Regions from separate parts of the Homo sapiens genome. Here region 2 is linked to region 1. A link is an interaction called in ENCODE POLR2A ChIA-PET data of the cell type or tissue named here. Cell type or tissue: OCI-LY7. All regions are shown on one strand. Each heading gives the region's core, and the rest is flanking DNA. Links, peaks and the distances in the headings are about the cores only. Region 1 overlaps CAB39L (calcium binding protein 39 like). Region 2 overlaps SETDB2-PHF11 (SETDB2-PHF11 readthrough).

Evidence for each region. Peaks named below come from ENCODE experiments on the same cell type or tissue, not always from the same donor. Only the 100,000 strongest peaks of a DNase experiment are listed, where the experiment ranks them.
Region 2: POLR2A ChIA-PET joins it to region 1 with 5 read pairs; 4 of 35 experiments call an interaction of 5 or more read pairs at or near these places.

The regions. Positions count from the first base shown.
Region 1 is chr13:49,415,175-49,430,348 of GRCh38, reverse strand. All of the region lies in intron 3 of CAB39L (calcium binding protein 39 like), which reads left to right. Among named protein-coding and RNA genes, the nearest start is that of CAB39L, 21 kb to the left of the region's middle. In OCI-LY7, for the core only: no CTCF peak of the experiment used is centred there; DNase peaks (open chromatin) are centred at 11,308 and 11,948; H3K4me3 peaks cover 2,139 bases; H3K27ac peaks cover 2,226 bases.
Region 2 is chr13:49,500,234-49,515,407 of GRCh38, reverse strand. It overlaps SETDB2-PHF11 (SETDB2-PHF11 readthrough), which reads right to left. Exons shown (of 21, transcript NR_135324.2): 13 at 2,242-2,349. It overlaps PHF11 (PHD finger protein 11), which reads right to left. Exons shown (of 10, transcript NM_001040443.3): 2 at 8,652-8,773; 3 at 2,242-2,349. Among named protein-coding and RNA genes, the nearest start is that of PHF11, 12 kb to the right of the region's middle. In OCI-LY7, for the core only: no CTCF peak of the experiment used is centred there; no DNase peak of the experiment used is centred there.

The sequences.
Region 1 (15,174 bases), core at 9,869-13,868:
CCTTACTGATTTCCTATGGCAAATTTTATAGTTAAATTCACAGCATTTATATTATTTATAGTAGTTCCACATTATTTGGGTTATCTTAATCCGCCCAACTATCTATAGCAGTTAGCAGCATGCAAAAGGGCATCTTTAGTTAAGTGCAATTTTTGAATTGTGCAACTAAATTTAAATTGAATATCATAGATCAAAATAAACCCCAGGCTGATTAAAAGGAGAATAAGTATTATAGCTGGTAGCATGTTTATCAACTTTTTGGACAGCTAGTAACTTTTCCATTTTGGAGTGAAAAAACAAAACAAAACACTGAAGAGCATTTTATAGAATAGAATTATTATATAACTTTTTTTGTACAAATGAATGTTGGTTAAACCAAAATAAAAAAGGTAACATTAGAAGAAATATTTGAACCAAATAACAAAGCATGTTTATGAGAAATAACTTATTAAATTTTATAAGAAAAATCTCAAGACTATAGTAAATGAAATACAGATATGAATTTATAGTTCTCATAAGAACAAAGTGAAAAACACAAAAAGGAGTGTTCAATCCCACAAGTAATCAAATAAATGCAAATTAAAACTATAAGAGAACATTTTATTTCATTCTAAATAAGCAAGAATTCAACGAGGTACTTGGGGATGGTGAGGTTTTGGTGAACCTCATGGTATACTCATGCTGGTAGCATCTTTAGTTAACTAAACTATATTAAATTGCTTTTAGAAATCAGCATATAGCAAGGTTCTAAAAAATGTATGTATGTTTTGACCCAGTCAGCCAATTTGTGGTATTTTTTCCTAATAAAATAAACTAAGTAAGGAGGGAAAAATAATGCATGAAAATATTTTGATAGGATTGACTATGAGAGTGACAAATGGGAAATAACCTAATGTCAGTGATAGAGGGTTAAGCAAATTACTGTAGTATTAGTGTTGTCAAAAATGATAATTTTTTGCTGGGTGCAGTGACTCATGCCTGTAATTTCAGCTATTTGAGAGGCTGAGGCAGGAGGACCGCTTGAGGTCAGGAATTCAAGAGCAGCTTGGGCAACATAATAAGACCTCATCTCTAAAAAAATTTTAAAAATTAGCCAGTATGGTGGCATGCCTGTAGGGCCAGCTACTAGGAAGGTTGAAGCAGGAGCATCACTCTAGTCTGGGAGTTGAAGGCTGCAGTGAGCTATGGTCATACCATTGATTCATGTTTCTTATCTGTAAAGTGGGGCTAACATAATAATATTTGCTTTAGTTTTCTTTCAAGGCTATTGTAAAGAATACATATGAACAGTCTGGATATTATAAAATGCTATATAATTATAGTGAGGAATATTAATTTAGCATTTTTTGTTTACATTTATATCAACTTAAAAACAAATTTTCAGACATCTTTGAAGTAAACCATTTAATTTCTGGAATTTAGAAATATATATTCAAAATATGTGATTGTAATCATTGACTTGTTTATCTTTGCTATGCTTTTTACTTAACTTTTGTGGTAGACCGTTGTCTATGCAAAAGTCATACCAACCTCCTACTTTCCTGCTTTCTTTTTATGATTGAGGCAAAAAATGCCACATACTTATTTTTCTAGGCTCCTTGGCACTTAGTGGGTAACTGTTTTATTCTCTTCAGGCCAAAGAGATATAGAAGTTTATTGGAGAGCTCCCTGAACAATATTTTCCCCCTAAGAAAAGAGAAGTTATGTGAAGAAGTTCCCCCTTTCCCTCCCTGTTTCTTTCCTTCCTTATTTGGGTGTTGTAAATGAGACTCTGCCTGGAATTGCCAAGCCACTGCAGCAGCCAGCCTCCAAGATGGCCCCCACCACCTGCTGGTATTTGCGCCCTGTGGATTCATTCTTCTTCCATACTGTGCCAAGACTGGTCTGTGTGACCAATAAAAAACAGCAGAATGTTAATTTTAAGATTAGATTATTAAAGACATTGCAGTTTCCATCTTTATCACGCTTTTGCTGATCACTTGCTCTGGGAGAAGCTAGTCAAGTGAGCATCCCTATGGAGAGGCCCAAACAGCAAAGAACCAAAGCCTCTAGCCAGTAGCCAGTAGTCCTTCCAGCTCCAGTCAAACTTCATGATGATTGCATTCCTGCCTGAGGCTGACATTTGAGTCAGAACCATTGAGCTAACTACTCCTGGATTCCTGACTCTCAGAAACTATGTGAAATAATAGATCTTAAGCTATGTGTTTTAAGCTTACAAGTTTTGGATAATTGTTACACAGTAGACAACTAATTTGATACTGGCACTAGAGGTTGATTGATGCAGTAGACTGATTGTGTCCCCACAAAATTCCTATGTTGAAACTTAATCCCTAATGAGATGGTATTTGGACATGGGGCCTTTAGGAGGTGATCAAGTCATTAGGGTGTAGCTGTCATGAATAAGATTAGTGTCCTTGTAAGAGTCCTGAGAGAGCTTGTTTCGCCTTCCACTATGTGAGGATACAGCGAAAAGATGGCCATCTGTGAACCAGGAAGTGGGCCCTCACTGGACCCTGAATCTGCTGACACCTTCATCTTGGGCTTCCCAACCTCCTGAACTGTGAGAAATAAATTTATATTGTTTATAAGCCACCCATCTATGTTATTCTGATATAGCAGTTCAAATGAAGTAAGATAAGTGATGTCAACAATTTTTTTTTGAGCTAGGGTCTTGCTCTGTTGCCCAGGCTGGAGTGCAGTGATGCTATCACAGCTCACTGCAGACTTGACCTCCTGGGCTAAAGCAGTCTTCCCATATCAGTCTCCCAAGTAGCTGGGATTACAAGTGTGCACCACCACGCCCAGCTAATTCTTTTATTTCTTGTAGAGATATGGTCTTACTGTGTTGCCCAGGGTGGTCTCAAACTCCTAGGCTTAAGTGATCCTCCTGCTTGGCCTCCCAAAGTGCTGGGATTGCTTTGGGAACAATCCCATATGAGCCATGGTGCCCAGCAACAAATATTTTAAGTGGGCATGGCTTTGGAACTTCGTAGTGGATGAAAGGTGAATGGACATTGAAGACACTGTCAGTGTAAATCTAAAGTATCTTGGAGAAACTGTAGACTCATGTTTTTTTGGTGAGGTTGCCAGGAAGGGCTTAAAGGAAAATGGGAGAATCTTTTTAGAAACTGGAGGAAAGGGGATCCTTCTAATATAGTAGCATAAGCTTTATAATGCAACACTGTCACCTGTAGTAATGTAGAAACTAGAATGCACATAATGAACTGAGTACCGTAGCTAAGAAGATTTCCAACTAGACTTGAAGGTGCCACCTGGTTTGTGCCTAAAGAGTGACAGGAGCAAGTATGCTAAAGAAAGGATTGATAAACCTGAAGGTGCTGAGACTTGATAGTTTTGACCATGTCAGCCTCTCCAAACAGTAAATGATGCTAAATTAAGAAATGGCTTCTTCTAAGTGAAAGGGAGAAATAATAATTTTCCTCAACCTTCATAAGTTCGTAGTTGGGACAGACTCCTGCAGCAAAAAACAGATGAACAAGAGAGAAACAAACACGTATAGTAATGCTGCAGTGCAGTTCACATGAGAGAAAAGTAACTCAAGAGTGGCTTAGAGTGGTTTAGAATCCCAGCTCATAGAAAATCTTCAATAAAGAGCAATAAATTGGCTGGGCGCGGTGGCTCACTCCTGTAATCCCACCACTTTGGGAGGCCGAGGCAGGCAGATCACGAGGTCAGGGGAACGAGACCATCCTGGCTAACACGGTGAAACCCCGTCTCTACTAAAAATATAAAAATTAGCCGGGTGTGGTGGCAGGCGCCTGTAGTCCCAGCTACTCAGGATGCTGAGGCAGGAGAATGGCTTGAACCCGGGAGGCGGAGCTTGCAGTGAGCTGAGATCATGCCACTGCACTCCAGCCTGGACAACACAGCGAGACTCCGTCTCAAAAAAAAAAATATTTTAAAGAAGCATATTTTAGGGTGAAATATTCTGGTTTCCTTCTTGAACAAGGATCAGATAGATCCAAGGCATTGTCAGGAAAACTAAGGACAAAGTTGAGAGTGTGGCTGTAAAATCCTTTGTTAAAATTTAAGAAAGATCTAAGTTTCTGCCTCAGAGTACTTTTCAGTCACATAAAAGGGCCTCTAAAGAAAGACTAATGGTGTGACTGACCAATCCATTCAATCAAACAATAGCGCGTCCAAGAAACTTAAGGGGATGGTCCTTATCCTGCAGCCATTTCAGCAGAATCTCAAGGTAGAGGAGGGCTTATCTGAAAAAGATTTGTGCGTGTGGCTTTTGTTTAATGCAAAGAACCCCAGTGAGATTCCTAGGACCCCCACAAAGCTTTAAGAGGAATGTATTTTAAGGATCACTACTAGTTTGGATTAAAGGGGTCAGAGAGTACAAAATGAAAAGATGCCTTTGGACCCCCAAACTTCTACAAGTAGGAAGCATGATGAGAAAACTGCTTAGCAGAAAGCAAGTGCTACCTTTCATTAAAAAGAAAGAGTGTCTCAGAGGGCTGAACCTGGAAGATGGATCCCAGAGCCATGGAGAATCATTTCCCGATGGAAATAGGACTGAGTCTTAACGAATTTCCAGATTTCCAACATTTCCCTCTGTATTTTAGTAACCTGATTCTATGTACTTTGCATTTCCCTCCTTTTTTGAAAAGGATTGTCTGTAATGACTATCTCAACCTCACTAAAAATTGTGTGGGTCAGTGAATTAACTTGCTTCTTTAGCCCAGGGGTTGGCAAACCTTTTCTGTAAAAAGCCAAATAGTAAATATTTTTAGCTTTGTGCCTGTTTTTGCATAGTTTACCAAATAATTTTGCTACCAGAGCTATGCATTTTGCTATGTCTTGATTCATTTATTGTATTCCTACTTGGAAATTATTCCCTTGGCAATGCACAACTGAACTTTTATACTCATCTCTATATACGTGTGTATAGACATATGTATTTTTCTACATATGCCTATATTTTTGTATATGGATATTTTGGGTAGCAAGCTTTGTAATGATTTCTCCTAGTCTGTTACATTTATTCCTATAATTTTTGTTTTATTGATTGCATAAAAAGTTTTTATTTTTCATGTAAAAATAAAAGTTTTCAATATTGAAATTGTCTTTTTCTTCAGGACTCAAATTTTTCTTCTAAGGTAAAGTAAAAAAATGTTCTCCTGTTTAGTTATTTTTTGACTTTTCTTAGGTTTACTTTTTTAACCTCCTGAAATATATTACCATGTGCATTGTGAAATATTAATTCAGATTCATTCTTTTCTAAACTGACATCCTATTTCATTATTTATTTAATTGGAATTGCTTTGTGCTTGTTACATTTTAAATTAGTTTTACTACTGAAAAGTTTTTGGCCGTGTTTTCTGCTTAATGCATTCTTGTGGATTTTGTCAATCGTAGCTTTATAATGGTGTAATTCTGGTGAAATGAACTCAGTACCATTAACTTAAAAATATATAATTTGATATTCCCATCCTCTCATTATAAAATATACATTAAACTTATTTAGAAATTCCTGTCAGGAGCAAATCTCCATATACTTATTTATTCCATAATATATTCATGTATTCCTTTATTTTCCATCATTGGAATTTTTTGACTTTTAAAAACTAAATTAGTGTTCTGAGAAGTTAATTCTCAAGTTTTAAAATAAGTTTTATTTCTTAAAACCATTCTAGATTTACAGAAAAATTGCGAAGATGGTGCAGAGGGTTCCCATATATCCTACAACCAGTTTATTAACTGTTACATATTAACATGTTACAATTAATGAACTAATACTGATACATTTTTACATTATCATTAATTAGAGTCCATACTTTGTTCAAATTGTCTTGGTTTTTACCTAATGAGCCTTTTCTGTTCCAGGATGCCACGTTACATGTAGTCATCATGTCTCCTTAGGCTCCTTTTGGCTGTGACAGTTTTTCAGACGTTCCTTGTTTTTTATGACCTTCACAGTGTTCAGAAGTGTTGGTTAAGTGCTTTGTAAAAGTGTTCCTCAATTTGAACTTGTCTGATGTTTTTCTCTTTATTAGACTGGGGTTACGAGTTTTGAGGAAGATCGCAGAAGCGCAGTGCCATTTTCATCACATACTGTCAATGTGACTTATCACTGTTGATGTTGACCTTGATCACTAGGGTGAGGTAGTGTTGGTGAGGTTTCTCCACAGTCAGGTTTCCATTACCCCTCTTTTCATGCTGCTCTCTGGAAAGAAGTCACGATCTATAACTTACACTCAGGGAGTGGGGAGTTATGTTCCACCTGCTAATTACTTGGAATTCTTCTGCACAGGAGATTGTCTCTTCTCTCCCGTTTATTTATTATTCAATAGCTTATGTCAGTATGGACTTGTTATTCTATTTTTAGAGATTTTTATTGTTAATAGAGTGAAGTTGCTCCCTTTTTCTTTCCTGTCACCAAAGAATAAGAATGCCATTGAAGTTATAACTTAGAAATTTGCCGAACAGATTTTTCTGTGTTTGTCATTTTAGTTAAATTCCTTAACTTTTCTAGGTCTACAATTACTTTTTGTTCTGTTTCACCTTATAGATGATGAGCTCTTTAGCAGTTAATGCTTATTTATGTTTGTGTTCTCCATGTGTTGTACCTGGTATATAGTTCTTGTTCAATAAATGTTGAATAAATGCATTAATAAGGTTGTCGTGTATGGGAAGAGAGTTGCTTACTTGTTTTTATTTTCTGGTTTTTATGAACTTTTACCTTTACAGCAACTTAGGGTCTGACTTCCCTTTCTCTCCTACTAATTTTTACTCTTTTTTTAAAAAATGATTTATTTTATTTTTTGTAGGGATGGGAGTGTTTCTCTGTTGCCCAGGCTGCTCTGGAACTCCTGGCCTCAAGTGATCCTCCCACCTTGGCCTCCCAAAGTGTTGGGATTATAGATGTGAGCCACTGTCCCTGGCCTCTAATTCTTACTCTTAATTCAGAATTAGGTACAGCTGTTCTGCTTGCTTCACTAGAGTTAGGCTTCCAGTAGCTGACCTTTATTATTATATTTTGTGATCTGCACAGGCATCATCTCTTTAAGGCAGTGGTTCTCAAAATGTGGTCATTGGACCAGCAGAATCAACGTCCCCTGGGGACTTGTTTGATATGCCAATTCTCACCTGCCCTAGATTTATTTAATCTGAAATTCTGCGGAAAGGACCCAGTAATCTGTTTCACCTGCCGTCCAGGTGATCCTGATGATACTAATGATAGAGCATCAATGATCTATGGTATAGTCCTTCATGAGTAGCACAGCTGTTTCTTCCTCTTTTTATCCTCACCCAAGCTGTATCACATTTCTGCATTAGGTCTGTGGATTTTGTTTTTTCCTAGTTTTTACGTATAACTTGGAAAAAATTCTGTACACTGAGAATGTAAAAATAACATTTTCTAGTGTTCTTAAAAATGACCTAGTATCATCTCATTCATAAATTATTTTGGTGAGTCTTTCCAGTATATTTTTTAATACTTAAAGATTGACTTTTAAAATGCTTTTGGTCTTGTAAGAATTGCACGGTAACTAATATTAGAGAATAATAAATTTGAGAAGTGCAAGGAATTCATTCCGGTTGCTTCTAATCAACGGTAAGTTTAAGAAATAAAAAAGTAAGGGAAGCCGGGTGCATTTATAGTCCCAGCTATTCAGGAGGCTGAGGTGGGAGGATCACTGAACCTGGGAGTTTGAGACCAGCCTGGGGGACATAGTGAGACTCATCCCTCAAAAAAAAAAAAAATTAAGGGAGAAATACACTTTAAAATTATATTTATTTATTTATTTTGAGACAGAGTCTCGCTCTGTCTCCCAGGCTGGAGTGCAGTGGCACAATCTCAGCTCACTGTAACCTCCACCTCCCAGTTCAAGCCATTCTTCTGCCTCAGCCTCCTGAGTAGCTGGGAAGACAGGCTAATGCCATTATGCCCAACTAACTTTTTGTATTTTTAGTAGAAATAAGGTTTTGCCATGTTGGCCAGGCTGGTCTTGAACTCCTAGCCTCAAGTGATCCACTCACCTGGGCCTCCCAAAGTGCTGGGATTATAGGTGTGAGCCACCACGCCCGGCCAGAAATAAATTTTTAAATGCCGACTTTTCCTTGGGCTAAAATTCCTTGGAAATACTTAACTCTTTCCTTTATCACAAAGTTTATAATTTATAAATTAGTAAAGGCTTTTACTGTATAAGTGCAATGTCAGTGGAGTGTTAATCTGAAGGGCCAGAAGATTTTGAGAGGAAAAGAAAATTGTTGCACAGTCAAGCTGTTTCATCTCAGTGTTGACATCTTTTGATTGTCTTTAATCATTCAGTTTGAGATCTTTATTGGTTCTTGGTATAAGTTATCCCTCTCTCCCCGCCCCCATCAAACAAATGGTATATCTCTTTGTGATTAAATAAGTGATTTTTGACTGAAACTTGGACATTTGTGTATTATTATTATTTTTTGTGTGTATTATGTTATAAGACTCTGGGTCTTACTTAAATCTGTGTTTTAGCAGGCACCCTCCAACACTACTGCTGGGGGTAGACAGGGTTGCCTCATTACCACCAGAGGGGCTTGGTTCTCTCCCTGTTCTCAGTTGACCACCTAGGGGAGGGGGTTTGCTTGTTACTGCTGGGTAGAGGAGGAGGTTCAGGCTCTCCACTAGGCCTCCACTGGTACCCCTCTCATTAGGAGGTAGAGGAGTGCCTTATTACTGCTCTCTGATGGACCTCCACTGACACCATGTGGAGGGGAGGCCTTGGTACTGCTAAGTGGTGGTGAAAGTCCAGCACTCAACAAGTCTCCTCTGGCACCACTCCTGCAGTCGGGGGAGGAGCACCTTGTGACTGATGCGTGGGCTGCAAGTCCAGGCTCCTAAAGTGGTCTCCACTAGCGCAGATGGGAAGGGGGATATTAGATCATGCTCAAGGGGGATGAATGTCCCAACTTTCCCCTTGTTCCCCATTTAGGGAAAGAGCTTGGGGTGCCTCCTCTTACAGCCAGACAGGGATGGAAGTCTAGGCTTTCCACTTGGTTTTTGCTGGTGGGGGTCGGGTGGAGTTTCACTTTTTTCTGTGGTGTTTGTCTGGAGTTATTTATTGCCTTTAAGTTTTCTGTCTTGCTGCCCCTTTCATGTTCCTTTGGCTAGAGAAAGCAGTCTTTTTCCAGGGGCGGGCAGAGAGGGGAGGCAGTTTCTTTGCACTTGGTGTTCCTGGGTTGCTGGCTTCACCAGTATCCAGAGTGGGATATAGAAAGCAAAAATAAGAAAATTCAGGATATCATTACCATGTTTTCTCCTGGGTCCTGAGGTCCCTAGCCAGTTTGTCGTCTCTCCACCTTTCAGAATCCTTTTGGTTTTAGTTGAAATATAATGTACAGATATTTTGCTCACTAGTTCAGATCTTATTCTTTGCCCTTAGATATGATTATTATTTTTTTCTTCATGCAGATGTGTTCTTCGCTTGCTAAATTTATTTCTAAGTCCCTTAGAATTTACTGTTATATTAAATGTAATAATTTTTTTTCTGCTTTGTAGTTCTACTTACTGATTCTTGACCTTATATGCAGCTATCTTTCAAATTCTCGTAATTCCAACAGTAATACTGATGCTTAGCATTTCTAATAAAGTTAGAATAATGGGTGTTCTAGAATTCTAGGATACATTAATTCTATCTCAATAAAGCAAACACATTTTATATAATAAACATAATGTACATGGCTTTTGGTTTTACTTAGAAGAATAAAGAAAAATATGTCTACCCAGAAGCCCCTACTTGCATTTTATTGTCCAGGACTAAGTCACACTGACTCCTTTAGCTGACATTCCAGCTACTTGGGAAGCTGAGGCGACAGCCTGGAAAATTGAGCTTTTATACTGTTTGGCAAAGTGATGAAATAAACAGCGTTTTGTTAGGGAAGAAGTGGAGAACAGATATTGGAAGGCAATTAGCTGTCTCTAATACATTGATAAAATATATAACTATAACTGCAAAATGCTAATAACCCAGCAGAGGAGTAGATTTGGGAACATAAGATGAAAAAGTCAACAAGGTGAGGATAAATGAAGTTGTATCATTAAAGTATATTTATGCATTATTTTTCAGAACTGAATTTACTTACATAGAGAAATATGGCAAGACAAATCTATATGTTAGCCTACTTGTCAGTTCATTGGGGCCTCCTTTTTTTCTTGACAGTGCTGTAGAAATATTAATAAAATCTTGTACATTAAAGAATATTAAAATAATTGTCCTTTCACAGATATCTAAATGGATGTCTGCAACTTCCTTAAACTTGTCATCCTCTAATCTAAAGTTAATGCGTTTAATATAATATTTCTTATTTTATGATGGCTGTGATTGAATAATGTGTTTAAAACCTGGACAAATTGAAACATAGAATGAATTTAATTAATCCTATTTACTGTTTATTGATTCTTTTGACTTAAGTACTGGGATTGCTGATCTTGGCCCTGGATTTTAGAGATAGCTTGCTCTTTTGCAACTGTGGCATTCTTCTATATGATATGGAATAAAAGAAGGAAAAAAAGTAGTTTGAGCTCTTTGTTCAGATTTGGCGGGGTGGGGAGGGGAAGGTCATAAAATCCCGGTTAAAGTTTTCTAGATCCACCATCTCTTGCAAAATATGAACCAAATAGATTAAAATAATAAAGTTTGGGGTTTTTGTTGTTGTTGTTTTGCCAATTGACAGTACTGAAGCTGAATTTGAAAACTGTGATTCAAGCACTGGAAATTTTACATTTTGAATTTCATTTCTTCTTCTTCCTATTTTTTGAGACAGGGTTTCTTTTCTCTCTGTTGCCCAGGCTGCAGTGCAGTGGTATGATCTTGACTCACTGCAGCCTTGACCTCCCGGGCTCAAGCAGTCCGCCCACCTCAGTCCTCTGAGCAGCTGGGACTACAGGCATATGCCACCACATGTGGCTAATTTTTGTATTTTTTTGAGAGACAGGGTTTTGCCATGTTGCTCAGGCTGGAATTTCATATTTTTTAGTGGAATAGAACTTTATGATTCAAAGGAGGAAAATAAGCTTTTGAAGAACTTTTGAAAGACTTGATATTTATCGAATAGTTCTTTGAAAATATTTTGATGACTAAGGGTGGTTCACGCCTGTAATCCCAGCACTTTGGGAGGCCGAGGCGGGTGGATCACTTGAGGTCAGGAGTTCGAGACCAGCCTGGCTAACATGGTGAAACTGCGTCTCTACTAAAAATACAAAAATTAGCCAGGCATGGTGGCATGCACCTGTAATCACAGCTACTCAGGAAGATGAGGCAAGAGAATCACTTGAACCTGGGAGGGAGAGGTGGCAGTGAGCCGAGATCGCACCACTGCACCCAGCATGGGCAACAGAGTGAGACTCCATCTCAAAAAACAAAACATTTTGATGAATAAAATGTAAATTAATTAAAAACATAAGGTTCTTTTCAAATATACATGAGGTGAAAGAGTAAAAAGCACATGGCAAAATGATGCTTTTAAAATATGTTTGCTTGGCTGGGCGTGGTGGCTCATGTCTGTAATTCCAGCACTTTAGGAGGTCTAGGTGAGTAGATCACTTGAGGTCAGGAGTTTGAGACCAGCCTGGCCAACATGGTGAAACCCCGGGCTGTACTAAAACTACAATTAGCCGGGCATGGTTGCACATGCCTGTAATCCCAGCTACTCAGGAGGCAGAAGAATCGCTTGAACCTAGGAGGGGAAGGTTGCAGTGAGTTGAGATCATGCCACTGCACTTTAGCCTGGGTGACAAGAGCGAGACTGTGTCTCAAAAAAATAAATAAACAAAATGTGTTTGCTTTATTGAGATAGAATTAATGTATCCTAGAATTCTAGAACACCCATTGAAGTGTACAAGTCAGTAGTTTTTAGTATGTTCACAGAGTTGTGTAACTATCCTCACAATTATTTTAGAACCCTTTCATCTTCCTGCAAAGCAGCTCTGTAACCCTTAGCAGTCACTTCCCCTTTCCTCTCAACCCTCCTAACTCTAGACAACTATGAACCTATTTTATGTCTCTGGATTTGCCTATTCTGGACATTTTATATGAATGGAATCATACAATATGTGACCTTTTGAGACTGGCTTCTTAGCATAGTGTTTTCACCCATATTGTATTATGTATCAGGACTTCATTCCTTTTTTTGCCAAATAATGTTCCATTTTATGAATGTACCACATTTATCCATTCAGCAGTTAATGGACATTTTTTTTTCTACTTTTGGGGTATTATGGATAATGCTGCTTTGAACATTCATGTATAAGTTTTTGTATGGGTGTATGTTTTCATTTCTCTTGGATATAAACCTAGGAGTGGGATTGCTGGGTCATACGGTGGCTGTGTTTAATTTCTGAGGAACTATTGACCTGCTTCTAAAGCAGCTGCTCCATTTTACATTTTTACCAGCAATGTTTGAGAGTTCCAGTTTCTCTACATTTTTGCCAGTGCTTAGTATGTCTTTTTCATTATAGCCATCCCTAGTGGGTATTCTCACTTTCTGAATATTTAGCATAATGACTTGCAGGGTTTTTTTTAACTCAGATTTTAATTTCTGGATTGAAAACATGGGATAAGAATTCTGCCTGTAAGCACTGCTGAAAACTTCTTGGGGAAAACATAAGAGGCTATTACAGTTTTATTTCAGTCTTCCCCTGATAGAATATCCCCATCCTCTTAAGCTCCCAAAGGTGTATTTTATTGTTATTTTCTCTTTCCTTTCCCTGAAGGTTTTTGCTTCCGTTATTTGCTTCTGTTATTTGCTTCTGCCAGGTGCCTGAGTCCAATTTAGATAATATTTTTAATATCGTTAACATATTATTCTATTGTTTATTTACATTACAGGACATGTTGGCTTCACTGTAGAAGGAAAATGTAATTTCTATCTGGTACAGTAGTGTTAAATAGTTAAGTTGGGTATGTTAGTCATATTTGCGGGAATTAGTTGGGGTTTTTGGATGGCCTGGCAATGCATGATTGTTTTCCTCATTTAAAATAGGCAGACTGCAAGTAGGCAGATGATACAAATAGGAGTAAAGGAAGTGTTCTGAAATTGAATTGCAGCGTTGATTACACAACTCTCCTCAATCCCCTAAAATCATTGGCTGGTATACTCAAATAATGAAATTTTGTGGTATGTAAATGATATCTCAATAAGGCTATTTTAAAAATTGGAATATAAAGTGCCCACTATCTCAAAATTAACTATTCAACACTAATCAGGAATGGATTACTATCCAACCATTATCTTAATCAGGAGTGGATTGGGTTCAGATAAGAGCCAGTGAGATTTTAGATGCCAACATAAACTGTGAGATCTAATTCAAATATCTATTTAGGCATCAAAGAGAAACACCAAATTACTATAGACTAACATTTGCTTGGTTCTATGTAGAAGATTTTGAGATTATCAGTTTTCTTTTTCTGCTTCTAACAAGAGCATCAGGATACGTAGGACCTCTTGACCTTCTCTTACATCTTACCTAATTCTCAGTGTGTGTTTTTCCTCCTCAGTAGGCACATTAATAATAATAATCTTAGCTAATATTTATACAGTGCTCACTGTGTACCAGGCACTATTCTGAGTACTTTATACATTAATTCATTTAATCCTTATAATAATCCTATGACATAGGTATGTTATTTCCATTTTACATATGAGGAAATAGGGGCCCAGAGAGGTTAAGTAATTTGTCCAGGCACCTTGTAAGTTGCAGAGGCAGTACGTGAAGTCAGGTAGGAGGCTCCAGAGCCAGTTTTCTTCATGACTAGATACTCCGTTACATAGTGCCTACAGGTCCAGGGGAAGAAAGCACTGTCTCCTTGTCAGCATTGTTCAAACTGTGGCTTTCCACTCACTAGTAGGTCATAAAATCAGTTTGCTGAGCTGTAATCCACAGTTTAAAAATATTAAATTGAATAGCATAGACAATATCAGACTGCATCAGATGTGGTAAGAGCAGTTGTTTTGTGAAACTTTTGCTTTACTTGCACACATGTTAGCTTGTTACTGGGGTTTTTGTGTTAGCCGTATTTTTTGTTGTGGGTCAGGGGCAAGGTTTGAAAGCACATTCTGTAGAAGGGCAATAGTTCTTCTATTTGGAATCATAGGCCACTGGCTCTACTTTTTCTAAAGCCAGTAACAGAGTGACATGTTCTGTCCTCACTACAACCCAGTTTAGTTGCACCTCCCCATCCATGAACAGTGAGACAGTTGGGGTAAAAGCAAGACTTTCCAGAAGATGTGGTTCAGCATAAATGCTCTTTGCTTGTTAGGAAAGTCAGTAGTAAAGTTGAACATGTCAGAGTAAGCCTGAGTGAGCTTCTTTCTGAGAGAAAGCATTATTTGCTTTGTAGGACAAAAAACACAATGAAAACCAAAAAACTCCAGTTCTGTCTTTATGAGCTTCCCCACTCATCATCTAAAAGTCAGCACTTCCTCTCTGTTTTTCCTTATGATTAGAGACAAAAGGCATAGTAGAAAACAGGAAAGTAATTTATAATTTTTAAAAAATTAGTTGGAGATTTATTAACAAATATTTGTTGAGTGCCTACCGTGTACAAAGCATTATTTTAGGTGCTGAGGATGAAGCAGTGAGCAAAACACACCAACATCCTGCCCTCACAAAGCTCACATTCTAGTGTCACTAAAGTTGTTCTGTATGAGGTCCAAATCAGCACCCTTCCTGTGCCCTTAAAACTTTACTCAACATGGGGTTATAATGGAAACTCAGAAGTCTATAGGCTTCACCAGTACCATAGTGTAGAGTGTATAGATCATAAATATATCAGAGCCCACATTTTTAATTTTATTTTAATTTAATTTTTTTTTTTTCCAAGACAGAGTCTTGCTCTGTCACCCAGACTGGAGTGCAGTGGCACGATCTTGGCTCACTGCAGCCTCTGCCTCCCAGATTCAAGTGATTCTCCTGCCTCAGCCTCCTGAGTAGCTGGGATTACAGGTGTGTACCACCACACCCCGCTAATTTTTGTATTTTTTTTTTTAGTAGAGAAGGGGTTTCACCATATTGGCCAGGCTGGTCTTGAACTCTTGACCTCATGATCCACCCACCTCAGCTTCCCAAAGTGCTGGGATTACAGGTGTGAGCCACCGCGCCTGGCCACATTTTTTATTTTTTATTTTTATTTTTAAAATTTCTAGAGACAGGGTCTCACTGTGTTG
Region 2 (15,174 bases), core at 8,105-12,104, 87 kb before region 1:
TTGGATGTCCATGTGGCTCTGTCAGATTGGTAGTCTGAATCCTAGGGAGGAGCCTGCTTGCTGAGGGCCCCTGCTGCTCACCCTCAAGGTACTTGCCCAGCTTACTGAAAATACCACAGCACTGGCCTGTCCCCACCCTGGGTGTGTGCCATGTATCTGCCCACATAGTCCAAGAGTTCCATAAATGCTGTGAGAGGGTAACTATTACCTCAGGTGACTTTCCTCTCTTCTCTCCTTTATCCTCCACTTCCAACCCATCCCAAAGCCTTCCCAGTAGGGAAGTCTGCATCCCAAGGTCCGCAGAAACCCTCAGGTACCTGCTTTCCCCCAAATATTATGCCTCCAATCAACTGCCCTCATTTCTCAGCCTGGGTCTCTTCATAACTGGATGGCTACTAGAATTTCACAGAGATTTCTTTAACTCTGTGTCTCCCCACTCAAATCCAATTAGTGAAGAGCAAAAAAATATTCCAGTTGAGGTCTGTCTGCTACTTTCTAATCAGTTCACCCATCTCATCACACCCAAAATCCTAGGGATGTGGCATTGTCAGCACTAATGATGTCAGCAGCCAGTCTTGCCAAGTATTAATTAGTAATAGCATAGACATTGAGAGCAGGATCCACACACTCTTTTTTTTTTTTTTTAATTTGAGACAGAGTCTCACTCTGTTGCCCAGGCTGGAGTACAGTGGTGTGATCACAGCTCACTGCAGCCTCGACTTTCCAGGCTCACCCAATCCTCCTACCTCAGCCTCCCAAGTAGCTGGGACTACAGGTATATGCCACTGTGTCGGGCTAATTTTTTTTTCTTTTTTGGTAAAGACAGGGTCCCACTATATTGCCCAGGTTGGTCTCAAATTCCTGGGCTCAAGCAGTCCTCAACTGCCTTGGCTTCCCAAAGTGCTGGGATTAGAGGCATGCAGCACCATGCCCGGGCCACACACAGTCCATTTTTATGGCTTGCTTCAGGACCTACTACAGTATTGTGTACACTGCCTAAGATAGCATAATTTGCAGAATTCCATCTGGACTGTTGCCTTTCACCCTGCACTTTCCATTTCTTCGATTAAAATGGGCATCATTTTACCTATAGCTGGGAGTTTACCTAGAGCAATGTATGTAACACACCTACCACAGGATGCTGCTGATGCTGATGCCTTGCAAAGACTAACTATACATTTGTCCCTGGTTATTAACCCTGTGGTTGTAGTCAGAATGTGAGGTGCTCACACTTGCTGTCCTGCTTGCTAAGATGTGAAGGGTCCTTGAGAGGATGTCGCTGCAATAAGCCCAGTGGAATGACTTCTCAGCATTTCTTCCTCCTTGAATAGCCCCCTTATGACCCATGAGGAGCTGACCCCTGATTAGTTATGGCCACCCCCAGCAGTTGGTGCAGAAAGAGGGGTGCAACCTAATGAAACTTTCAGAAGGGGGCTTATTCCATGTGTATGGATGACCTTTGTCTTTCACTGGGTATGAACAAGAAAGCCTGATGCTTCAGTTGCTGCCTGCGGCCACCCTATGACCACAATGGGACCAGCTGATGTTGGGGACAGGAGGCCAGAGAGGAAGAACCTGGGCCCCTGATGACATTATCAAGCCACTCAATCAACCAACTTGGAAAGCAGGTGTTTTCTCTGATCAAGTGAAAAAGTAAGTATCCTCTTTGTAAAAGTCTGTTTGACTTGAGCTTTCTTCTACTTACAGCAAAAGCATTCTAACTCAGATCACTTTACTGGTGAAGTATATGGTAGTTTATTTTAAAATATTAAATGTTGGCCGGGCGTGGTGGCTCACACCTGTAATCCCAGCACTTTGGGAAGCCAAGGCAGGCAGATCACCTGAGGTCAGGAGTTCGCGACCAGCCTGGCCAACATGGTGAAACCCTGTCTCTACTAAAAATACAAAAATTTGCCGAGCATGGTGGCCCGTGCCTGTAATCCTAGCTACTCGGGAGGCTGAGGCAGGAGAATCGCTTGAACCCAGGAGGCGGAGGTTGCAGTGAGCTGAGACCGTGTCACTGCACTCTAGCCTGGGCAACAAGAGCAAAACTCCGTCTCAAAAAAAAAAAAAAAAAAATTAAATGTTAAGTTGAATTGAGGTTTCCAATACAGTTCCTACTTCTTCCAGCTCTCCAAGATGCTTCTCTATCCCTGGTGTATCAGTCAAATAGACTCCTTTGGAATGCATTCCTTGAGGGTCTGTTCATCCAGTATAAGAAATAACATCATTTACACTTACCAACTTCCTTCCTCTCTGGATTTCTTTCTTTACTGATTCCACATCAAAACTTCTATCAGGATTAAGTGGATCCTGATCCTCACATTCCACAAGTCCTGAAGAATACAGCTGCAGATTGGAAAAAAAAATCCAGAGTATGCACAAAGTAATATTGAAAGCTACATGTCAGAAAATCATACCAAAAGTGGAAAATCAAACCAGGAGTGGGAAATGGACTGGGGGTAAAACAGTGGCAACTTTGGGGGTGGATGAGCAGACCATAAGCCATCCCATTTCTCTGGGAATGACCCTGGTTTCCGGGCATGTTTTATACTTTGTAATCCTGACCTCTAATAACTCATTGACCTGGGTGGAACCCTGATGCCAAGCTGGGTCAGTCTGATCCCCTATCCTAAAAGTGTGGAATGGGCTTTGAGCAATAGCTGAAGCCACGTGGTTAGAGCAAGTCAGTCTGCAAAGAAAGAAAAACAAGGGCTAGAAAGAGGACATTCTAGGTTCCCAATGGCTTTCTAGCTGTTTCTTACACCCACCTGCATGCCTGCCTTTAGGAAACATGAAATGCCCCCAAAACCTTATCATAAACCCTCTTTTATGTTTAGGCTGGCTCAAGTCTCTATGTGCTACTTGAAACCAGAAGACTCCAAATCTGAATTGAAGATCAATGTTTCACATATTACACTCAAATAACAAAAGGGCATGAGAAACATAAGAGTAAATTTTGGTGACATTGGCATAGGCGAAGATTTCTTATAAAAATCAGAAAGCATAAAGAAAAAGTAAGTTGGATTCCATCAAAATAAAAATTGTCTTTGAAAGACATTGCTAAGAAAACAAAGAGGCAAGCCAGAGACTGGGAGAAAATATTCACAATACATATCTCTGACAAAAGACTTGTATCCAGATTTTAGAAAACACTTACAACTCAATAATAAGACAATTCAATTAAAAGTGGGCACAAAATTTGAATAGACACTTCATGAAAGAAGGTTTATGAATGGCAAATGAGCACATGAGAAGATGCTCAATATCATTAACCCTTAGGCATATTAAAGCCATAGTGAGATGCAATATATATCTACTAGACTGCCTAAAATAACAAGACCCAGTGTTGATGAGGATGTGGAGCAAATGAAATTCTTACATATTATTGGTAGAAATGTAAAATAATGCAATCACTTTTAAGGTTAAACATACACTAACTTTATGACTCAGTAATTCTACTTCTAGCTATTTACCCAAGACAAACATAACCAAACAAGAAAAGGAGACTGAGTGCCCCAAATTAAAATTGTCCTTATTTAAAGATGAGGATTGTCCACATACAATATATCCAGGTAAATCTAGAGACTTTTTAGAACTGATAAGAGTTTGGTAAGGTTGCTGGATGAGACCAATAAATAAAAATCAATAGTGTTCATATATACTGATAATAGCTCATTTAAAAATACTTTAGAAAAAAGTAACAAAACAAAACAAAAAACAAGCCCAGAATATGCCTAACCCCAAGTTCTATACCTCTACAGATAAAAATTACTGAATAGCCGGGTGCGGTGGCTCACGCCTGTAATCCCAACACTTTGGGAGACCAAGGCAGGTGGATCACCTGAGGTCAGGAGATCGAGACCAGTCAGGCCAACATGGTGAAACCCCATCCCTACTAAAAATACAAAAAATTAGCTGGGCATGGTGGCAGGTGCCTGTAATCCCAGCTACTCGCGAGGCTGAGGCAGGAGAACTGCTTGAACCTGTGAGGCGGAGGGTGCAGTGAGCCGAGATCGCGCCATCACACTCCAGCCTGGGCAAAAAAAGCGAAACTCCGTCTCAAAAAAAAAAAAAAAAGCCATTGAACAATTTTGAAATTATGAAAGGCCTAAATAAAGACACAAAGACTCATATACAGATGCTTATAGCTGATTTTTATCATAAGAGCTCCAAACTGGAAATAACACATGTCTACCAACAGATGAATGAATAAGCAAATTGTGATACATGCATACCAATTAAGTACTGTGAAGAATGATAAAGGAACAAGATACAGATACATGCAACATAGATGCATCTAAAACAGTATGCTGAGCAAAGGAAGTGACACAAAGGAGGACAACTATAGGATTCCTTTCATATGAAATCTGAGAAAAGATAAGACAAATCTACAGGGACTTGGGGTAGGAAGGAATTGATTGCACAGAACATTGAGGAAACCCTTTGGGGTAATGGAAATGTTTATATCTTGATGGTGGTAGTGGTTGCATGGGTCTCAACATGTCTCAAAACTTTCTGAATTGGACACTTAAAATGGGTACATTTGATTTTATGTAAATTATGCCAATAAAGTTAACTAAAAAATAGTAGCAAATCAACATCAACAGTATATTAGAATAAAAACATCACGATTGGGCTGGGAGCGGTAGCTCACGCCTCTAATCCCAACACTTTGGGAGGCTGAGACAGGAGAATCACTTGAGGCCAGGAGTTCGAGATGAGCCTGAGCAACATAGTGGGACCCCCATTTCTACAAAAAGATAAATAAAAAATTAGCTGGGTATGGTGGTACGTGCTTGTAGTCCAAGCTGAGGTGGGAGAATTGCTTAAGCCCAGGAGTTCAAGGCTGCAGTGAGCTATGATTATGCCACTCCATTCCAGCCTGGGGAGACCTTGTCTCAAATAAATAAGTAAAAATAAAACATCACCATTAAATGGTGTTAATCTAAGAATGGTTTCACAGCAGAAAAAATATATAAGTAAAACACACATTACTAACAGAATAAAATGAAAAAACTTAAGACATGATAACCAAATGCAACCCATGAGCTAAAATCTTTTGTTATAAAAAATGTTATTAGGCCAGGTATGGTGGCTCACACCTGTAATTCCAGCATTTGGGAGGCTGAGGTGGGAGGATTGCTTGAGCCCAGGGGTTGGATACCAACCTGGGCAACATGGCAAAACCCCATCTCTACAAAAAGTACAAAACATTAGCTGGGCACAGTGGCACATGCCTATAGTCCCAGCTACTCTGGAGGCTGAGATGGGAGAATCACTTGAGCCCAGGAGGTCAAAGTTGCAGTGAGGCATGATGGTGCCACTGCACTCTAGCCCTGGGCAACAGAGTGAGACCTTGTCTCAAAAAAAAAGCACACACACACACACACACGTTATTAGTACAACAGGTGAAACCTCAGTGGTTTGAGGAATAGACGGTAGTAGTATAACAAAATTTCCTGATTTTGACGTTTATATTGTTATAGTGTGAGAGAGAATGTCCTTGTGTATTAGTCAGTTCTCACACTGCTAATAAAGACATACGCAAGACTGGGTAATTTATAAAGAAAAAGAGGTTTAATGGACTCACAATTCCACATGGCTGGAGAGGCCTCACAATCACGGAAGAAGGTAAGGGGGAGCAAAGTCATGTTTTACATGGCAGCAGGCAAGAGAGATTTTTGGGGAACTCCTCTTTATAAAACCATCAGATTTCATGAGATTTATTCACTATCACTATCATGTGAATGGCCTGGGAAAAACCTGCTCCCATGATTCACTTATCTCCACCTGGCTCCACCCTTGACACGTGGGGATTATTACAATTCAAGGTGAGATTTGGGTGGGGACACAGCCAAAGCATATCACCTTATTTGTAGAAAATACATACTAAAGGCTGGGCACAGTGACTCATGCCTGTAATCCCAGAACTTTGGGAGGCTGAGGTGGGTGGATCACGAGGTCAAGAGATCAAGACCATCTTGGCTAACACGTGAAACCCCATCTCTACCACAAATACAAAAAATTAGCTGGGCGTGGTGGCATGTGCCTGTAATCCCAGCTACTTGGGAGGCTGAGGCAGGAGAATCGCTTGAACCTGGGAAGTGGAGGTTGCAGTGAGCCAAGATCACACCATTGCACTCCAGCCTGGGGCGACAGAGCAAGACTCTGTCTCAAAAAAAAAAAAAAATCATACTAAAGTATTCAGGATAGATTGCATATCATTTAATTTAAAATGGTTCTGACCAAAAAAAGTTCTTTGTACTGTATATGCAACTTTTCCATAAATTTGTAATTTAAAATAAACATCAAATTATGTATATAAAAAAGTGAAATAAAATAAAGCATTTAGCACTGTTTGTGGCCAGAGAGAGAAAAAGAACCCGGATCATTTCAATAGATGCAGAACAAGCATTTAGTAATATTCAATACGCTATAATTTTTAGCAAATTAGAGATAAAGGTAACTTCCTTATTTTAATTAAATGAAATCATTAAGAATGTAAAACATACACAAATTTAATGATAAGATTTTTGGAGCATCCCATTAATATCAGAAGCAAGACAGGGCTTCCAAATTTAATTGCTTGTAATCACCGCTATAATTGAATGTTCTGGAAAAACACAAGAAAAAGAGATTAAGAGTCCCCCGAATTAAAGGTAAGTAAATAAAATTGTTCTTATTTAAAGATGAGGATTGTCCACATACAATATATCCAGGTAAATCTAGAGAAGTTTTAGAACTAATAAGACTTTGGTAAGGTTGCTGGATGAGATCAATAAATAAAAATAAATAGTGTTTATATATACTGATAATAGTTCATTTAAAAAGCTTTTAGAAAAAAGTAACAAAACAAAACAAAACAAAAAACTTGCCCAGGAATATGCCCAACCCCAAGTTCTATATGACTACAGATAAAAATTATTTAACAGTTTTGAAATTTATAAAAGACCTAAATAATTGGAGAGACAGACTCTGTTAATGGATGGGAAAAAAAAGACACATTCATATATTATAATATATAATATAGTAATATATTATATATGAATATATGAATATAGTAATATATGAATATAGTAATATATTATATAAAATGCATATTATTTATATTTATATAATATATAATTAATATATTAATACATAACACATTAATAATATATTAATACATAACACAATAATATATTAATACATAACACATTAATAATATATTAATACATACTGCATTAATAATATATTAATACATATAATATATGAATGCATCTTTTTCCCATCCATTAACAGGTTTTGTCTCTCTAATTATTTATATTAATTATTTATAATATATTATAATATATGAATGTGTCTATTTTTTTCCCAAATTCATCTATAAATGCAATGCAATTCCAATCAAAATTCCAAAAGGTATTTTGGTCAAACATGAAAAGCTGATCCACAAATTCAAAGTGCCAAAATAAAAGCCAAGGCTAGTAATAAAGCCATAGTGCAGTCGTCCCTCAGTGTCTGCAGGGGATTGGTTCCAGGAACCCCCAAGGCTACCAAAATCCGTGAATGCTCAGTTCCCTTATCTAAAAGGCATAGCATTTTCATATAACCTACACACATCCTCCTGTATAGTACCCATAAACCATTCTGTTTTTCACTTTCTATACAGTATTCAATAAATTTTATGAGATATTCAAGACTTTGTTATAAAACAGGCATTGCATTAGATGATGTGCCCAACTGTGGGCTAACGTAAGTGTCCTGAACATGTTTAAGGTGAGCTAGACTAAGCTATGATGTTTGGTAAGTTAGGTGTATTAAATGGTACAATCTCTTTGAAGAACAATTTGGTGTATTTAGTCAAGTACAAAACACCCCATTCCTGTGCCTAACAATTCTGCTCTTAGCTGTATAGCCTAGACTAGGGAAATTCTCACATGAGAAGGAGACCTAGACAAGAATGTTCATGACGACTTGTTAGTCATAGAAAACAATACTGGAAAAACTAAATGCCCATTCACAGAACAGTTAATGGTAATATAGTCATGAAATCGAACATCATATTTAAAATGAAGGACTTAGAGCTATGTTTACCAACATGGATAAATCTCAGAATTCTGTAGACTTTGATAGAAATTATACCTGGGTAGAAGGTCTATCAGTGTCTGTTATATTTTAAATCTGAAACAGTTCAAAGTCAGAAAAATATGCTCCCCAGGCCCGGGCGTGGTGGCTCACACCTGTAATCCCAGCACTTTGGGAGGCCGAGGTGGGCAGATCACGAGGTCAGGAGATCGAGATCATCCTGGCTAACACGGTGAAACCCCATCTCTACTAAAAATACAAAAAAAATTAGCCTGGCATGGTGGCGGGCACCTGTAGTCCCAGCTACTCGGGAGGCTGAGGCAGGAGAATGGCGTGAACCCGGGAAGCGGAGCTTGCAGTGATTCAAGATTGCGCCACCACACTCCAGCCTGGGTGACAGAGTGAAACTCCGTCTCAAAAAAAAAAAAAAAAAAAAAAAGAAATGCTCCCCAATCTTCACCTAAAAGCTCAAACCATGGCCAACTTGTTATTCTTTGTGTCCAAAGTGTTGTTTATCTATTCTTATGTGTCCTACACTAAAAGTACTCATGTACTTTGAAGTATGTTTTCAAGTAACTTACCAAACAATTCTCATGAGCAGCTATATTCTCTGATTGTGCAAAGTATAGGACATTATATTCGACATCTTTGGGGCAGAGTGCACATGTCCTTTTTTCCATCTTTTCTGCAACCTGAAAGACACCTATAAGTAATATCCCTGGTGAGAAATGGAAAAGTGGAATTTCTTGGTCTCACTAACTCCTCTTCCAGTCTTCAAGTGGAAGGCAGGGCACTTGTTTTTATGAGAGAGTCTTAATTCCCAGAGAGACAAAATATTGGGGACCCAAGTGAAAAAGCTATTTATTTTTTATTTTTTACTATGCTAATAGAAGAAAAGAATTAATGAGTTCACTTCTAAATGCCTAATAATGAGGATAACTTCTTCTTTTTAAAATGTAGAGACAAGAGGCTTGTTCAGTTGACCAGGCTGGAGTGCAGTGGCTCACTGCAGCCTTGAACTCCCAACCTCAAGTGGTCCTCTCAAGTCACTGGGACTATAGGTGCATGCCACCAAAGCCAGCTAATTTTTTTTTTTTTTTTTTTAGAGACCGGGGTCTTGCTACCTTGCCAAGGCTGTTCTCAAGCTCCTGGCCTCAAGTGATCCTTCTGCCTTGGCATTTTCAAAGTGCTGGGATTACAGGCACGAGCTACTGTGCCTGGCCAAAATGAGGAAGACCTTTATTCAAGAAACACAACCAGGAATTTAAATACAGGCAAACCTCTCAAAACACTGCTTTGCCCATAGCAAGCTCTCAATAATAATCATTATTGTCACTACAAATGAAGAAGAAAACAATGGCATATTAAGAAATAGTGCTCTGGTTAATTATCTATTTAAAAAGTTAGAATCCTAATGCCATACTGTATTCAAAAATAAATTCTATGAGAATTAAAGACATAAATGAGCAATGTACTTTAAGTGTGCTTTAATTCAATATCATGATTAGGAAAGATACATGAAGGTAGGAAGTAGATTTTTTTTTTAAGGCGAAGAATGGAAAAAAGGAAAGAAATCTAAGGGAAGAAGAGGTAGGAAGAAAAGGCAAGAGGCAGAGAGAGGGAGAAGAAAGCCAGCTGTTGAGATCTCCACCCATGTGTCAGTAAGAGGCAAAGTTTTTGAACTGGTTATTTGCTATTTGGCCACAAGAATTCGTTTAAGATTTTTTTGCCCATTGCAATGTTCATCCTCTTACTTCCTTTGATTTTCTGTAGTAGAAAACAGCTTTTATTTATAATTTTCAAATTTTAGTTTTGAAAGAAAGATTTATTTTACCATTTAATGGGAAAAGTTTTCAATTTAGATGAGGTTAACTGCTTAAGTGATCCCTAAGTCTCTTCTGTTATCCAGATCTCTTCTCTGTCTCTTTAAGTTAGGTCTTTCATTTCACCAAGTCAGAAGGCTGCATTTGGAGCTAGCGTTTATTTCACATTCTGATCAGTTTCTTCTTTAATTTCTGTTTCTTGGATTTGGGTCCCACCTACCGGGGACACAAATTAACAGTCCCCAGCTTCCCACCAAGCAAGAAAAAAGGGTAAGATAGAGTGAAAACTGCTCAGACGGAATGAGCTAGCTGTTTTTTTCATTCATGTCTAACAACCAAAAATTTGGGAGTATCTTTTTTTTTTTTTTCATTTTTATTTATTTATTTTTTTATTATTTTTTTATTTATTTTTTATTTATCATTCTTGGGTGTTTCTCACAGTGTTTGTGTCCCTGGGTACTTGAGATTGGGGAGTGGTGATGACTCTTAACGAGCATGCTGCCTTCAAGCATCTGTTTAACAAAGCACATCTTGCACCGCCCTTAATCCATTTAACCCTGAGTGGACACAGCACATGTTTCAGAGAGCACAGGGTTGGGGGTAAGGTCACAGATCAACAGGATCCCAAGGCAGAAGAATTTTTCTTAGTACAGAACAAAATGAAAAGTCTCCCATGTCTACTTCTTTCTACACAGACACGGCAACCATCCGATTTCTCAATCTTTTCCCCACCTTTCCCCCCTTTCTATTCCACAAAGCCGCGATTGTCATCCTGGCCCGTTCTCAATGAGCTGTTGGGTACACCTCCCAGACGGGGTGGTGGCCGGGCAGAGGGGCTCCTCACTTCCTAGTAGGGGCGGCCGGGCAGAGGCGCCTCTCACCTCCCGGACGGGGCGGCTGGCCGGGCGGGGGGCTGACCCCCCACCTCCCTCCCGGACGGGGCGGCTGGCCGGGCAGAGGGGCTCCTCACTTCCCAGTAGGGGCGGCCAGGCAGAGGCGCCCCTCACCTCCCGGACGGGGCGGCTGGCCGGGCGGGGGGCTGGGGAGTATCTTTTTTTTTAGACAGAGTCTCGCTCTGTCACTCAGGTTGGAGTGCAGTGGCGCAATGATGGCTCACTGCAACCTCTGCCTCCAGGGCTCAAGTGATCCTCCCACCTCAGTCTCCCACCTCAGTAGCTGGGACCACAGATATAGGCCACCATGTCTGGCTAATTTTTGTTATTTTTTTTTTTAGAGACAGGGGTCCCATTATGTTGCCCAGGCTGGTCTCAAACTCCTAGGCTCAAGATCAGCCTGCTTGGCCTCCCAAAGTGCTGAGATTACAAGTGTGAGCCACTGCACCCAGCCTGAGAGCATTTCTTGTGTTTGAGTCACTATGTTGTGCACTCTAGACCGATGCTGTCCAACAAGAAACATATAACAAGACACAAATGTGAGCCACAGATATCACTGAAAACTTTCTAGGAGCCTCATTAAAAAAATCAAAAAGGAGGCTGGGCCTAGTGGCTCACGCCTATAATCCCAGAACTTCGGGAGGCTGAGGTGGGTGGATCACCTGAGGTCAGGAGTTCAAGACCAGCTTGGCCAACATGTCACTACTAAAAATACAAAAAAATTAGCCCAGTATGGTGGCACACACCTGTAATTCCAGCTACTTGGGAGGCTGAGGCACGAGAATTGCTTGCACCCAGGAGGCAGAGGCTGCAGTGAGCTGAAATTGTGCCACTGCACTCCAGCCTGGGCAACAGAATGAGGCTCTGTCTCAAAAACGACACAAACAAACAAACAAAAAACCCAAAAAAGAAACAGGTGAAGCTAATAATGTGCTTTATGCAACCAAATATGTCAAAGAACTTACATCCTTTCAACATTTAGTCAATATAAAAGTTATTCATTCTTTTGTACAGAGTCTTTGAAGTCCAGTGTGTATTCTGTGCTTAAAGCATGTCTCAATAGGACCAGTCACATTGTACGTGCTCAACAGCTATCTGTGGTGAGGGGCTCCTCTAGTGAATAGTAGAGCAGAGGACGTAAAGAAATGTGGTGAGATAGAACTGGTGTCTGCAAGAAGCTTACGAAATAAACAGGGAGACTAAATAGCAGTTAGGAAAATAAAATGGCAGAATTAAGTGTCACAAAGTGCAACTGCCAAGTGAGTGGGAATTCCAATACACGCTAAGGAGGTAGCCGAGGAAGTGCTCCTCGTGGGAAGGAGTATTGTCAAGGGCAGGGGCCTGGAACTGGTACAACCTGGAGAGGAGGGAAAGGTGGGGTGGGTTGGGGTATGGGCTAGGAGGAACACTGTAGAGGGAAGCAGCCATATGGGAAAAGGCCCAGAGATCGGAGCTGAGACAGTAAGGCAGCCAGGCTGAGGAGGAAAGGCTGCACAGGAAGCTGGGAAAGGATTTGAGAAACGTGTTGAAAGGCTGCCAAGGAGGATGTCTGAGCAGGAGAAGCACATGATGACAAAGTTGTTTAAGAAGGTCAATCTTGGTCGGGCACGGTGCTCACGCCTGTAATCCCTGCACTTTGGGAGGCCGAGGTGGGTGGATCACAAGATCAGGAGATCGAGACCATCCTGGCTAACATGGTGAAACCCCATCTCTACTACATTAAAAAAAAAAATTAGCTAGGCGTGGTGGTGCATGCCTGTTATCCCAGCTACTCGGGAGGCTGAGGCAGGAGAATCCCTTGGACCTGGGAGGCAGAGGTTGCAGTGAGCCAAGAATGTGCCACTGCACTGTGGCCTGGGCAACAAGAGTGAAACTCCGTCTCAAAACAAACAAACAAATAAACGTATTATCAAGGTACAGTTAGGACAGAAGGTTAGATGATGAAGTCAAAGGAAAGAACACGAAATGCAGAGAGAAGTGGATCATAATCTGGACTTACGAATGTAACATGCAGTAAGGTCACAATCCCATTTCTTCTCTAAGGCACTCATGTCCTTAGCCCATTTTTCTGTTGAATTATTATTTTCTTATTGGTTTATAACAGTCAGGGTATTAACCCTTTGTTAGTCATATATGTGGTCTTTTAACTTTGTTTATAATATTCTTTGATATACAGAATATTTAAATGTTTTACTTGATGAAATTACAACAATCATTTATTTTATGATTTCTGCTCTTGGGTGAGATGGACATAGAAAACACTTACCTCTGTTTTCTTCTAGAATTTTAATTTATTTTAATTAATCAATTTATTTATTTTGAGACAGGGTCTTGCCCTGTCACCCAAGCTTGGAGTGCAGTGGCATGATCATGGCTCACTGCAGCCTCAACCTCCCCAGCTCAAGTGATCCTCTCACCTCAGCCTCCAAAGTAGCTGGGATTACAGGTGCATGCAACCACATCTAGCTAATTTTTAAATTTTTGTGTAGAGGAGGGATCTTGCCATGTTGTCCAGGATGGTTTCGAACTCCTAGGCTCAAGTGATCCTCCCTCCTGAGCCTCCCAAAGTGCTGGGATTACAGGCATGAGGCACCATGTCCTGCCTTAATTTAATTTTAGAATTAAAATATTGGCCGGGCGCGGTGGCTCACACCTGTAATCCCAGCACTTTGGGAGGCCGAGGCGGGTGGATCACCTGAGGTCAGGAGTTCGAGACCAGCCTGACCAACATGGTGAAACCCTGTCTCTACTAAAATTACAAAAATTAGCCGGGCATGGTGGCGGACACCTATAATCCCAGCTACTCGGGAGGCTGAGGCAAGAGAATCACTTGAACCTGGGAGGAGGAGGTTGCAGTGAGCTGAGATTGCACCACTGCATGCTAGCCTGGGCGACAAGGGCGAAACTCCTCAAAAAAACAAAACAAAATGAAACAAAAAAAGAATTAAACTATTCATGAACATAGAATAAATTGTTTTGTAATGTATGAGATGGGAATCTAACTTATATTCATAATGGTTAGCCACTAATTTAAAATCTCCTTTTCATATAGTTGGATCTGTTCCTCCTGTGCTTCTGTTTTATTCCATTGAACAATGCTACACTTAAAATTTTCAATGTTTTAGAATATATGTTAATATTTGACAACACAAAGTCCCCTGCCCTAGGATGAAACTGGGGGAAAAACATCCCAATATTCTAATTACCTCAGACCCAAAATCTACTTTGATAGAATACTGTGTTCTTATTAAAGGACACTCAAAACAGACATTAAAACTTGTAAAGTACAGGCTTAAAAAAAGCCAGTGGGGCTGGGCGTAGTGGCTCACACCTATAATCCCAGCACTTTGGGAGGCCGAGGCAGGCGGATCACCTGAGGTCGGGAGTTCAAGAGCAGCCTGACAAACATGGAGAAACCCCGTCTCTACTAAAAATACAAAATTAGCCAGGCGTGGTGGTGCATGCCTGTAATCCCCGCTACTCGGGAGGCTGAGGCAGGAGAATCGCTTGAATCTGGGAGGTGGAGGTTGCGGTGAGCCGAGATCGCACCATTGCACTCCAGCCTAGGCGATGAGAACAAAACTCCATTTCAGAAAAAAAAAAACCAAAAAAAAAAAAAAACAAAAGTTGGTGACTCCCAAATTAAAAGCGATACTATCTGACAGGATATGCAGCTGCCTCTTGTTGTATAAGGGCTGAACATTTTTGTACAACATTGCTTGTTTCTGTGCACTGGGCAGAGCTGTCAAGTCACTGATACCTGAGCTGAGCTCCCAAGTACTTGGGTTCCAAGAGTCTTGGCATCTGGGAATACAGAGGTGGTTTGTATTCTCTGACAACGGGGAATACAGAGAAGAACAAGACAGACAAGACAGATATGCTGACAACACTGCTGTGCTAGACCCAGAGTTTGTCTTCAGTGCAGATGGATTAAAAACATGGGGTGGGACCCACAGGTTCTCCCTAGTGGCTTTTTCCTGCTAAATCCCCCCATATCACAGTGTCTTAATGGATTTCGGCTCTTCTAGCTCTTTTGATCTTCTAGACTGGAGGAAGTGTGTAATTCTCTGCAGTTGGAGGAGTCACACTGAGGACTTTTACACAGGCATCTCTCACTATGGGAGTCACACTGAGGACTTTTACACAGACAGGCATCTCTCACTATCTGAACTCTTGCTATGTGTTATCCGAAACTCATGGACCACATACATTTGGACAGTTTGGTATCCCTCACCATCTGAACTCAGGAACTGTACAGATTCAGAGAGGGAGGGATACCTAAAGGTGTGTCATGAAGGCTGAGGTATTTTAGGGAAGAGCCCATTGGTTTTCATCAGTAGCTGGGACCAAGAATAGTCAGCAGGGCTTTCCAGGCTCCTTTCTAGGGG